Linked DNA regions of Homo sapiens: all the other regions are linked to region 4. Evidence: chromatin contacts called from ENCODE Hi-C data. All regions are on one chromosome and are shown on one strand. Each heading gives the region's core, a stretch centred on a gene start or an enhancer-like site at or near the end of the contact. The rest is flanking DNA. Distances are from core to core; before and after follow the strand shown. Region 1 holds the start of IGF2R (insulin like growth factor 2 receptor). Region 2 has its middle 62 kb from the start of SNX9. Region 3 overlaps ZDHHC14 (zDHHC palmitoyltransferase 14). Region 4 holds the start of EZR (ezrin).

Evidence for each region. Hi-C counts contacts between places; a loop is a spot of excess contacts on that map. Pooled maps may share reads with other maps.
Region 1: a map with no recorded cell type shows a loop between it and region 4 (4-fold over the local background). The contact joins the promoter of IGF2R here to the promoter of EZR in region 4. A Hi-C loop is called at or near these places in 3 of 37 single-sample maps with no recorded cell type and 4 of 50 pooled maps.
Region 2: a loop to region 4 is called in a map with no recorded cell type, with 5 times the contacts of the local background. The contact joins the enhancer-like site here to the promoter of EZR in region 4. A Hi-C loop is called at or near these places in 14 of 37 single-sample maps with no recorded cell type and 9 of 50 pooled maps.
Region 3: a loop to region 4 is called in a map with no recorded cell type, with 7 times the contacts of the local background. The contact joins the enhancer-like site here to the promoter of EZR in region 4. A Hi-C loop is called at or near these places in 4 of 37 single-sample maps with no recorded cell type and 4 of 50 pooled maps.

Annotation. Positions count from the first base shown.
Region 1 is chr6:159,967,409-159,970,346 of GRCh38, reverse strand. It overlaps IGF2R (insulin like growth factor 2 receptor), which reads right to left and starts at 1,265. Exons shown (of 48, transcript NM_000876.4): 1 at 952-1,265. The coding sequence starts at 1,100. RefSeq lists silencers at 645-774, 795-1,074, 1,085-1,704.
Region 2 is chr6:157,759,505-157,762,204 of GRCh38, reverse strand. No RefSeq gene overlaps it. Among named protein-coding and RNA genes, the nearest start is that of SNX9, 62 kb to the left of the region's middle. Within about 2 kb of position 1,269, at least 10 of the 41 ENCODE cell types and tissues checked have a DNase peak (open chromatin) inside an H3K27ac peak, as active enhancers do.
Region 3 is chr6:157,560,152-157,562,906 of GRCh38, reverse strand. All of the region lies in intron 2 of ZDHHC14 (zDHHC palmitoyltransferase 14), which reads right to left. Among named protein-coding and RNA genes, the nearest start is that of MIR3692, 32 kb to the right of the region's middle. RefSeq lists enhancers at 730-809, 930-1,009, 119-1,092, 1,370-1,499. Within about 2 kb of position 1,256, at least 6 of the 41 ENCODE cell types and tissues checked have a DNase peak (open chromatin) inside an H3K27ac peak, as active enhancers do.
Region 4 is chr6:158,817,749-158,820,774 of GRCh38, reverse strand. EZR (ezrin) reads left to right here and starts at 1,407. Exons shown (of 14, transcript NM_001111077.2): 1 at 1,407-1,458; 2 at 2,609-2,693. The coding sequence starts at 2,682. It overlaps EZR-AS1 (EZR antisense RNA 1), which reads right to left and starts at 2,796. Exons shown (of 3, transcript NR_102425.1): 1 at 2,670-2,796; 2 at 182-303. RefSeq lists silencers at 1,124-1,173, 1,234-2,223, 2,364-2,563 and an enhancer at 2,774-2,823.

The DNA of each region.
Region 1 (2,938 bases), core at 16-2,515, 1.1 Mb before region 4:
ACAGGGAGAAACTGTTGTCTGTTCAAAACTTTTCATCCTGCTTCCTTTTTACCAAAGTTTAAAAAAATAAACAAAAGCTGAATTTTCCATCATCCTAAACAGTCCAGAAAAGGATGGTCAGAAAATTCCTGAAATTCGAAGTTCCCCAGGCCCTGGACTGCTAGCAGTTGCGCGAGGTGAACAGCCCTCGATGGGACTGATGGGTTATACAATCATGGTTCCCAGAGCAAGATCCACTAGAATAATCCGCCCCGGAGACAATGACATCATGTGAGCAACCAGGCAGGAAGTTGGGCTCAGAGAAGTGAAGGGTCAAGTCTTGAAAGCTCACACTGGACGACACCCCCTGCCCCCAATCTAAAGAAGACAAAAGTCACCGCCTGCTAAAAATATATATATATATATATTCTTTAAAGAGAAAATGAGCCCACGGGGGGAAATCAATCAGCAAATGAAACCACAAACACTCAACTCCAGGACCATTCCTGCGGGCTCCAACGCCCCGGTGAGCCTCTCCACACCGAGGGGCCTCACCGGTGCCCCGCTGGCGAAACTCTGATGCAAACGCGCAGCGGGAACAAAGCAAACTGGAGTTCCTGCCTCCAACTTTCCCGGACGCCCGGCCGCGCGAGGGCAGGCGCCGACCCCAAGGGCCGGGGCGACCGCTCCGCACAAAGCCACCCCCGACTCAGCGACAGCCACAAGTGGCCGGACGCGGGGCTCCAGGACCGCCACGACCGCGTGTGCCCCCGCGCCCCCCGCCTGCGCACGGGACCCGGCGGGACTCGCGGACACCACGCAGGCAACTTTCCCTCGGGAACGGGGCGGACCCCGGCGCGGAACGGAGGCGACTTGGAGACCCCAGGAGCTCCTCGAGCGCTCCCCGCCCCCCACGCCGGCCGCTCACCCCGGGCACCGCGAGCGGAGCCTGCGTCCGGGCGGGCCACCCACCTGCACAGCTCGGGGAACGGGGCGGCCTGGGCCTGCGTGGACCCCGGGGCAGCGACGAGCAGCAGCAGCTGCAGCAGGAGCAGAGAGCGCTGCGGGCGGCGGGCGGGCGCGGGCCCCAGGTGGGGGCTCCGGCCGGCGGCGGCCCCCATCGCGCCGGGCCCGGACTGCGCGGCGGGCGCGAGGCTAACGGCGCGCGACTGCTGGGGGCCGCGCCCGGGACGGGGTCGCGCCGCCAGGGCAAAGGCGGAGGTGGAGACGGAGCGGGAGCCCGAGGTGAGCGCGGCTCGACTGGGCTCGGCGACAGCGACAGCGGCAGCGGCGGCCCCGGAACCGCGTCACGTGACAGCCGCCCGGCACCGCCCCCCCACCCCCGCCCCCCGCTCACGTGACTCCCTTGTTCAGGTGACCCCCGCCCGCCCCGGCTCCTCCCAGGCCCGGGTCACGTGAGCGCAGCGCGCGGGACAGGAAGCGGCGCGGGCGGGGCGCAGGCTCCAGGTGCCTCCCGGGGCCTGAGCCTCTCGGCGGGCTGGGCGCGGCGGGGGTGCCTAGCCGGGCCTCAGTTTCCCCTCCCACCGCGCCCTGCTGGATCGTGGCGGGTGCTTCCCAGGTTAGAGCAACTGTTCCCAACCTCGATCGACCAGTAGGGGAAAATAGGGAACTTGGATCAAAGTGCCAGGGAGGTAAATGCCTTCGCACAGCCTAGTGGCAGCGGATCCGTGGGGGGTGGGAACACACTTTAACTGCCCGTGGAGTCAAATCATGGGGGTTTACAACCTTGGCCCGTCAGAGCCTCTCAGACCTTCTGTGGGAATGTTATTTCCCAAGCGTGGGCTTCCTACAGCAAGGAAGGCAGCACAAATCCAGCAAGGTGAAAGAGTGGACAAAAGTGTCGCTGTCAAGCAAGTGCCACTCAACAAAGCTTTATTAATTCACTACGTGGATGGCCATGAGCTAGCCACAATGAAAGTAGAACGATGAATCTAAAAGTCTTGAACTAAAAAAATTCACTTTCTTTTAGAGTAAATATACAAAATAATCATGACTGAAAATAGTAATCATCATCATCATAAAAGCTCATCTTTTTTAGTGCTTATTCCATACCAGACACTGCTAAGCATGTAAGCATGAATCTTTAAAAACCTATGAGATGGGAACCTACTTATAGATGAGGAATTGAGGCACAAGGATACTCAGTGACTTACTCAAAGACACTCTGGGATGTGGCAAAGCTGGAATTCAAACACATATAAATAATCATGACCCAATAATAGCTAACATTTCTTGAGCAAGTAATTATGTACGAAGTACTGAAGTGTTCGGACACTGTGATTTAGCTCATTTAATCCTAACAGTCCTGTAAGAGGGGGTGCCTTTATTGCATCCGTTTTGCAGATAAGGAAAGTGAGGAATGGAGAAATTAAATAACTAGTTAGTCTTGCAGCTAGTAAGTGAAAAAGCCCGGGTTTGAGCCCAAGCCAGTCACAGGCCTGTGACATAACCACCGTGCTATTAATATATTGCCCAAGAAAAGAAAGTGTTGTAGTGGGTCAAAGGGAGAGCTCAGGTGTAAACTGTGGACGTCGAAAAAGGGTTTGTGGTGACCGGGCGCGGTGGCTCGCGACTGTAAACCCAGCACTTTGGGAGGCCAAGGCGGGCGGATCACAAGGTCAGGAGATCGAGACCATCCTGGCTAACACAGTGAAATCCCATCTCTACTAAAAATACAAAAAATTAACCGGGCGTGGTGGCACACGCCTGTAGTCCCAGCTACTCGGGAGGCTGAGGCAGGAGAATCGCTTGAACCCAGGAGGCAGAGGTTGCAGTGAGCAGAGATCGTGCCACTGCACTCCAGCCTGGGAAACAGAGCGAGATTCCATCTCAAAAAAAAAAAAAAAGAAAAAGGGTTTGTGTTTTGCAACTCCAGTGTTATAATGGATACAGGCAAAGACCATCAGTAAATACTAAAACCATCTGGTGAAAAATTATT
Region 2 (2,700 bases), core at 20-2,519, 1.1 Mb after region 4:
GATGGTGGGGGCACTGCCCCCAGAGCGGCTTCTAGACCTACTCTGCCCCTCCCGGCCCCACAGGGCACCCTGAGCTTGTACTCTGCCCCTCCCGGCCCCACAGGGCACCCTGAGCTTGTGAGAGGCACGGCCCCACCTGTGACCTCTCCCATCTTCTGGCCGTGCTCCCTGCGGTGCGCCCCACTCCAGAGAGCTCCAGCCCGGCTCCCTTCCTGCTGCGACGTTCATCCAGTTTCTCAAGTTCCAATTTTCATTCTGATGCCCTCGAACTTTTCTCAGCACAACATATCTGCAGTGAAAATGGAAATTCCAGACCTAAATCTATATTGAACCTCCCCAGATGTGCTGGCCCTGGGCTCTCCTTCCCCCTTCTTGAATCCTGAGGAACTGAAGCTGTCTTAAGAGCTCACGTGTGCGTCATCCCTTCCTGCACCTGCTTCCACGGGCCCTTGGCGGTAGCCTGGGAACAGCTGGTCAGGTACTATTAGCCCCATTCTACCAATGGAGAAACCGAGGCTCAGAACAGCTCAGTGGGATGCGGCTTCTGAGGTCACACGGTTCACGTGCACCAGAACTTGCTTCTAGGCCGCCTTTCCATATCCTGTGCTTTTTCAAAAGCCCCCTTTTAATGCTTACAACCCCTTTTTGCTGTGCAGGGTACAATGCTAGACTAGCAGGAGAGTGGTGACTCATAACCAACTTCTGACTTATTTGACCGCACACACAAAACAAGGCTCTCTACCCATTTTTCCAAAACACAAATTGCGTCTTTAAGAATGCTCTTGAACTCCAAGTGCAACTGACAGACAGCACATCATAGACCGCTTGATACATGTTGTTGTCTGAATGGAAAAACAAGACATGCCTCCAATTCCCCCAAAATAAGTGATTCTATGAAACTAATGCCACAAAAAGGAACTAAAGAAGAATGTGTCAGCTGTTCTAATACAATCAACTGATTACCTAGAACACAGGCAAAAATGCATGTCTGGGGTGTAACCAGTGGTGTGGGGGTGGGTCTGCCATTGTTTACAATCGCCACACATGGCGATAATAGAAAGCAGACCACTGCAGTGTTTTTCTTCCTATTTTTAAATTCTCTGCAGACAATGCACCCTGACTCCCACAGCTCTCTCCTTCTCCTTGGTACACCACCAAGTGTAACTAGTGATTCATACGAGGGTGATTCATGTTATCCATCAGATTTTTTCAAAATTATTTTTATTAGTCTTCTTGTTGTTGTTGTAAAATAAATCTCTTTTCCCCCGGCTGTGTTGCCAGACACTGCCTTCCCCAGCCTGCCCTCTCGCTCCCTACCTGCTTGCATCAGCCAGGCCTGGGGCAATGGGAAGGACCTGCAAAGGTGTTGAAGACCCTTCTCCATGAGGGAGTAGGAAGGGAGTCAGTCTGTGCAACTCCCTGTCCCCACCCAGGCCAGTGTAGGTGACCAGGCCACCAGCTGGCGTCTGCCCTGATCCTAGATTTCTTCTGGGCCTCAAATCCAGCCCTGAATGTCAGGTCAGGCAACCGGAAACTACTTCCTCCCAGTCCCCATATCCTCTGTACCCTCACTGGCTGGTCCTGCACCTGCACCTGGACAGAGAGCTATCTGAAGCTGTGACACTGGCATCTCCTGAGGCTAAGAACTGTCCTTGTCTAAACGCTTGGCTGTCACCCCAGCTCTGCTATACCAGCCTCACCAGACTGATTGAGATAGAGGCCACTCTGGCTCAGACTTGAGCTCCCTACTTTGCGATTTGAACCTTTGGACACTCTCTGGGGGAGAAATGTGGATGGTGACACCCTGTGGCCTGGTTTTAATGGTGTGCTAGTAAATGTGCACAACAGGCTCTCTGGAAGAAGAGTCCTGAAATGTACATTTGCCAATTTCTGTGGTGTAAATACTGCCCCCATGGCCAATTTCCAGCTGTCAGTAAGAAGTCACTGAACGCAGAGGTGGAAAGAGATGTGCAGCAGAACAGGGTTATATAATGCTTCCTCCACTCAGACACGCAGATGTAAATAACCTTGATGGCCCGGGCGTGGTGGCTCACGCCTGTAATCCCAGCATTTTGGGAGGCCAAGGTGGGCAGATCACGAGGTCAGGAGATTGAGACCATCCTGGCCAACATGGTGAAACCCCATCTCTACTGAAAAAAAGATAAAAAAAATTAGCCAGTGTGGTGGTGCACGCCTGTAGTCCCAGCTACTCGGGAGGCTGAGGCAGGGGAATTGCTTGAACCTGGGAGGTGGAAGTTGCAGTGAGCCAAGTTCACACCACTGTACTCCAGCTGGGAAACACAGCAAGACTCCATCTAAAAAAGAAAACAAAAAACAAACAAACAAACAAAAAAAACAAACTTTGATGGCATAGGTAATAGTAAAGTGTAGATCACTAGGAAGTGATGAGCTTTAAGTGTTTATTACTTTTGTTTTTAGTATAATCTATTCAATTTGTAAGTTTATATCATTAAACTTTTATTTATTTTTCTTATTTATTTCTATATTTATTTGGAGACAGGGTCTCCCTCTGTTGCCCAGGCTAGAGTGCAGTGGCATGATCATGGCTCACTTCAGCCTCAACCACCTGGACTCAAAGCTCACACCTCAGCCTCTTGAGTAGCTGGGACTACAGGCGCCCGCCACCATGCCCAGCTAATTTTTGTATTTTTACTAGAGACAGGGTTTCACCATATTGGC
Region 3 (2,755 bases), core at 7-2,506, 1.3 Mb after region 4:
CTGGGCACAGTGGGTGCTTGGGGGGCGGTGGGAGGCGGGAGGGAACCGTTGTCCTGAGCAGCTTCCTAGCTGACACAACCTCCATTTTCTGAGGAGGCTGCCCCTCTCCACAGCACTACACTTCACACACATAAAACGCTCCCTATATATGTGAGGATATTTTAAGTCAGTGACTCTCAAACATTACTGTGCTAGATGCAGATTCCCAGGTCCTGTCTCCAACAGACTCTGGGTGGTGAGCTCAGGACTGGGCCTGGAACCTGCCTGCGAATGAGCTGCTCAGGTGGCTCATCGAGTGTCTGCTGACCTCAGCGAGAGGCAGCAGCTTAGGGTCCCCTCCCTCTCTGTACCTGGAGAAGTGGTAGTCTTCACAGACCCTCTCGGGAGCCCCCACCCCAAATCTGCCTAGAGAATCGCATGGAGAGCCCAGCAGCAGCCCTGGCCCCACCAACAGAAAATGAGGGGCCAGCCAGGGACAGCGGAACAAGGCAGAGACCCCTCGCCACGCTCACAGAGCTTCTGGCCCAGGAGTCCCAGCGTCCACCCTGGGAGCTTCTGCAGCGCCTTCTCTGAGGCTGCACCAGCTGTTCTCACGGCTAAACCCCAGTTGGGCATCCCTGGTCCCCACTTCTGCCCTTCATTGCCCAGGGCTGTGGGTGTTGTGGTCACAGATGGACTGACTTATAGGCCCTTCCTCTCTCTTCTCATGGTTGCCAACCAGGCTACTGCAGGTCCCCACAGCCCCTACGCCCCCAGGCTGCAGCTGCTCCGTCTGACTGCCCCACACATGTTTTCTGGATACCTTCAAGCTGCATCTTCTGCCCCTTCCCTGTGAAAAGCTGTGTGAGTTGAGGAACTGAAATCATTTTGTTTATATGTTATAAACACCCAGGTTTCTCACTGAACCCACAAAAACCTCAGATACTAAGGGAAAAAAAGTATCTAACCCTCTGAGAACATCTATGTATTCTGCGTTTAACTTTTAAATTCAGGGCCCAGCACAGTGGCTCACACCTGTAATCCCAGCACTTTGGGAGGCCAACATGGTGAAAACCCCACTTATCTACAAAAAATACAAAAAATAGCCGGGTGTGGTGGTGCACACCTATAATCCCAGCTACTTGGGAGGTGGAGGCAGAATCACTTGAAACCAGGAGGTGGAGGTTAAAGTGAGCCATGATCACGCCACTGCACTCCAGGCTGGGTGACAACAGTGAAACTCCATCTCAAATAAATAAATAAATTCAACTCAACAATTCAAGAGGTCTGGGTGAGAGCACCTGCTCTGTGCCAGGTGTGCGTGTATAGTTTCTGTTTCCTAATTATAAACTGAGGGTGGCTGCTTTGTCATTTTTGTCCCCCATGTGTATCTGAGCGCCGGGACAGCAGGTCTCACATGCGCGCCCGTCGGACACTCTACCTGCTGAGTCAGAATTTCCAGGGGAAGGTGCTCACTTGTATATGTATACATTTTATTACTGAAAATAATACACACGGTAAGAAAAAAAGCAAGCAGGTAAACATTTCCAACCTCCACGGGATTCTATTCTGCACTACGATGGCAGCCTTCAGCCTAGACCGTGTCCTGGCACGTGCCAGCTGCTCAGCAGGTGTTTGATGAAAACTCAGCATGGCCTCTGAGCTTTGTCCCTGGCCCTGACCCCAGCAAGGCATGCTTCTTCCACACACGGGATAGATTGTTTTCAATGAAGCAGAGTGAATGTCGTTCTCAGGTGTAGTTGCAAGAAGCCACACTCAGCAATGCTCTCTGAGGCGATTTCCAATAAAGGACCGCCTTGCACAGGGCAGCTAACACCCCCACGCTCTGAGGACCTGGGCTCCCCGAAATGTCCTTCTGCACTCTGCATTTAAATGCTGACTATTTTTTGGTTTTAGTTTCTTATGGGCTTCCATTCCAAACAACTCATTACAGTCTTGTTCAATTTCTTCTTTCTCATGTTCTAGTGGGTTCGTGATTAGACACGCCACGCCTCATAATGTTGTGCTTGGATAAGCAATCTGCTATTTTCACAGCTTCTTCAGGTTAATGCATCCGTTCCTCATAATGCTTCTGTGAGTCAGGCAAGGCCGTGGGATCCCATTATCCAGATGAAAACACAAAGCCCCTAGAGAGAATTCGTGATTTGCCAAGGCCAAGGCAATGAGTAAGAAGTACTGCTTAATAAATGTTTGCTGAATGCATATCTATTAATGCTAGAGTTTATGTAATGACATTTACTGATTTTTTTTCTTCTAATTATAAAGGTAACACATGCTCATCATAGGGAATATCAGAAACGTACAGAGAAAAAAACTAAAATTACTTGCCAGTCCAATCACAAAAAAAAACTTGTTTATATTTCCTTATAATTCCTATATATATTAAGATCCCAATGTACATCCAATTTTGTATTTTGCATATTTTCATTGAAATTGTATAAGGATAACTTTTATAAGCCATTAGATATCTTTGATATCAATATTTTAAGACGTTCTAACAACGTGGCGTTTACAGAAGCAGATTGCAAAGGTGATTCACGAGGACGTGGTGGTTGGCCATCTCTCTGGGATAAGTGGTCTTCAGCCGGGCACCTGCTGCCCCACAGGCTTTTGAAGAAGGTGTACTGTAGCTGTTGTGTAGGCAACTGATGTGGCAACAGTCGGCCCCGCTTCCTGGCTGACACGCTCTTCTCCAGGACAGCTTTGCTCCCCAGCAAGTGCAGCAAAAATTCACTCCAGAATCAGTCACTTGCCT
Region 4 (3,026 bases), core at 158-2,657:
GGGTGTCTGTAATCCCAGCTACTCAAGAGGCTGAGGCAGGAGAATTGCTTGAACCTGGGAGATGGAGGTTGCAATGAGCTGAGATTGCGCCAATGCACTCCAGCCTGGGCAAGAAGAGCAAAACTCCGTCTAAAAAAAAAAGGGAAAGAAAAGTTCAGTCTTTCAGAGGGAATACACTTACCTGAATAGAGGTCAAAATCTCAGAAGAGGCCTCCCTCCTCTCTCTGACCTCTGAAATGCCCTGGATCTGCAAGTGGGAGATAACAGGCCCTGACAAAGGGTTGCCCAAACAGCAGTGTGTCCCTAGGAAGACAGGTTAAGCATCAATTACTATGAGGCTAGCACGAGTTAAGCATTCCACATGCACGATCTCATTTAATCCTTACAAGTCTATGTAGGTGGGGCTACTAGTATGTTCACTCAACAAATTGGGAAACAGAGTTTGGAACTTCGCCCAAAGTCATTGGTTTCTCTTTCTACCAGGATAGATTTAAGTGCTTACTAAGTGTCAGGTACTGTTCCAGGCATCGTACATGTACTAACTCATTATCCTCATTAGAACCCTCTGATACAGGTGCCATAATTATGCCGCTTTACAAACAAGAAAACTAAAAGCAGAAAGGGAGGAGTAAACCCAGGAGAGGAATTCAGGAGAAGCTCTGGTCTCAACCTTTAGCCAACATCACAATCACCCGAAGGGCTTGTAACACACTGATTGCTGGGCTCAGCCCTAGAGTTTCTGAATCCTAAGGCTGAGCAACACCTAATTTCCACTTATGCAAGTTCCCAGTGAATGCTGTTGCTGCTCGTCTGGAAGCCAGACGTTGAGAACCCCTTCTAGAGTGAGCTCTCCCGCAGCAAATTCTACTGGCCCCCAAAGTATGTGTTTTGTGTGTCTTAAAAATTTGTTGAGAACCATTAGCAAAAAAACAAACAAAAAAACTTAATTCCTAGAATTTCAGAGAAATCCCATGGAGCTTTTTGCCAGTCACGTCAAAAGAGGCCACAAACGTGCCACTTAACCAGAGCTTCGGAAAGGCGGCGGCTGGGCCGGCCACGTGCACCGAGACTCGGGGCCAGGTGCAGCCGCCCCAGGGCCGAGGCCTCGGAACTGGCCCCCGGTCCCGGCCCCAAGCGGTCCAGCGATTCCCCCAAGCCGTCCGCCCCTCCAGATTTATTTACGTTTTCCTGACTTCCCCCTGCCCGCTGTGGGACAAACAGCCTCCCCACTTGCATCTGCGAGGGGAGTAGCGCGCACTTCCGCCAAGTTCCGCCCCCACCCAGCCCGAGGCCCGGCTGCCGCCATCTTGCGGGGGGCGCACCTCACAGGTCGGGAGCTGGGCGGGAAGGGGCGTGGTCCCGGGACCCGCCCCGCCGGGGCTTTTGGGAGCGCGGGCAGCGAGCGCACTCGGCGGACGCAAGGGCGGCGGGGAGCACACGGAGCACTGCAGGCGCCGGGTGAGGCGTGCGGCGGCCGGGGTCGGGACGGGGGTTCTGGGCGGGGGGTTCCTGGTGGAGGGCCCGGGCGGGCGGCGGGGTTCGGCGGCAGGTGCGGCGGGCAGCCTAGGGGGCGCGGCGCGGGGTTCTCGCCCGGCACCCCCGGGGCAGGTGGAGCTGAGCCGGCCCGCGGCCCCGCGACCTTCCCCTCGGCGCCGGGTCCCCTCAGGTCTCTCCCGAAGGAAACGCGGAGCCTGGGTGCCTGGGCGCCGTCCCTCGGCGGCTCCCGAGCGGTTGCAGTTTTTGAAAGAGTTTCTCAAAGGCTTGACGGTTGTGACTGCAGCCGCGGGGCAACGGTTGCTACACAAAGTGAAACTTGCCGAGTGCTCGGCTTCTCACGGGCTTCCTGGCAGCCCCGGGAAGTTCCTCGGCGGACCCCGAGCCCGCGCCCCCTCTCCACGGATCCCTCCCCAGCGAGTGCCCCCCCGCCCGCCCTGTGCCCCCTCTCCCCTGACCCCTCCCTGTCGGGTGCCCCGCGGGCTCGCGCTGGCTGTCCCGGGACTCCTTCCTCCTAGGTGTTCCTCCTGCCCCTCGCCCTCTCTCTCCCAGGCGCGCGCTCCCTCTCCCCGGGCCTTTCCCCGCCGGGTATCCCTGGGCCCGCGCCCCCTCTTCTCCGCCTCTCTCCGCTGGGTGCACCTCGAGTGTCCCCCAGACCCCTCCCCGCCCGGCCGGCGCTCTCTCCCCTGACCCTCCTGGCCGAGTGTTCCCCGGGGCCCGCGCCCCCTCCCCCCGATCCTCCCCACTGAGTGTTCCCCCTGCCCTCTCTCTCCCGGGCCTGCGCCCCCCACCAGCCCCTTCATGCTGGGGGTCCCCTGGGTGCGCACCCCCTCTCCTCGGACCCACCCCCAACTGGGGGGCACCTCCAGTGCCCGCCGGCTGCCCCTTGGGCGCGCGCCCCCGCTCTCGGGCGCCTCCTCGCCGGGGGCCCGGCCCGGCCCCGCCCCGCCCGTGCCCCCTCCCCATGCCCGCAGTGCTGGGCGGGGCGCTGACTCACCCGGGCCCGGGCTGGCCGGTTCTTAAGCGGCAGCGCGCTGCGGGCGCCGAGTGTCGGGCGCGGCAGGAGGACGAGGCAGGGCGGGCGGGCGCTCTAAGGGTTCTGCTCTGACTCCAGGTTGGGACAGCGTCTTCGCTGCTGCTGGATAGTCGTGTTTTCGGGGATCGAGGATACTCACCAGAAACCGAAAATGCCGAAACCAGTAAGTTGCCCAGTTTCTGGGCCGGGCGGACGGGAGAGGCTTCATTGGAGAGGGGAGGCACCTGCTCGAGGTGTTGGGGCAGTTCCTGGGGAACAGGGTTCTTCTCACACGCAGAAGACGATAGGAATAGGAGGAGGTTTTCGCCGCTCTTTGTTACTTGTTGACCCTTTTGTGGAGCGTTAGGAAAACACCATTTTGATGCTTTTCTCTGCAGTCTTTTTCTTTGTGAGCCCCCTCCCCAGTAGTTACGGTCTTTTCTAAAAACTAGAGGCCTTTTTACACTGCTTCCGTCTGTTTTTAAAGGGTATAGTAATACAACTTAGAAGTTTCTTA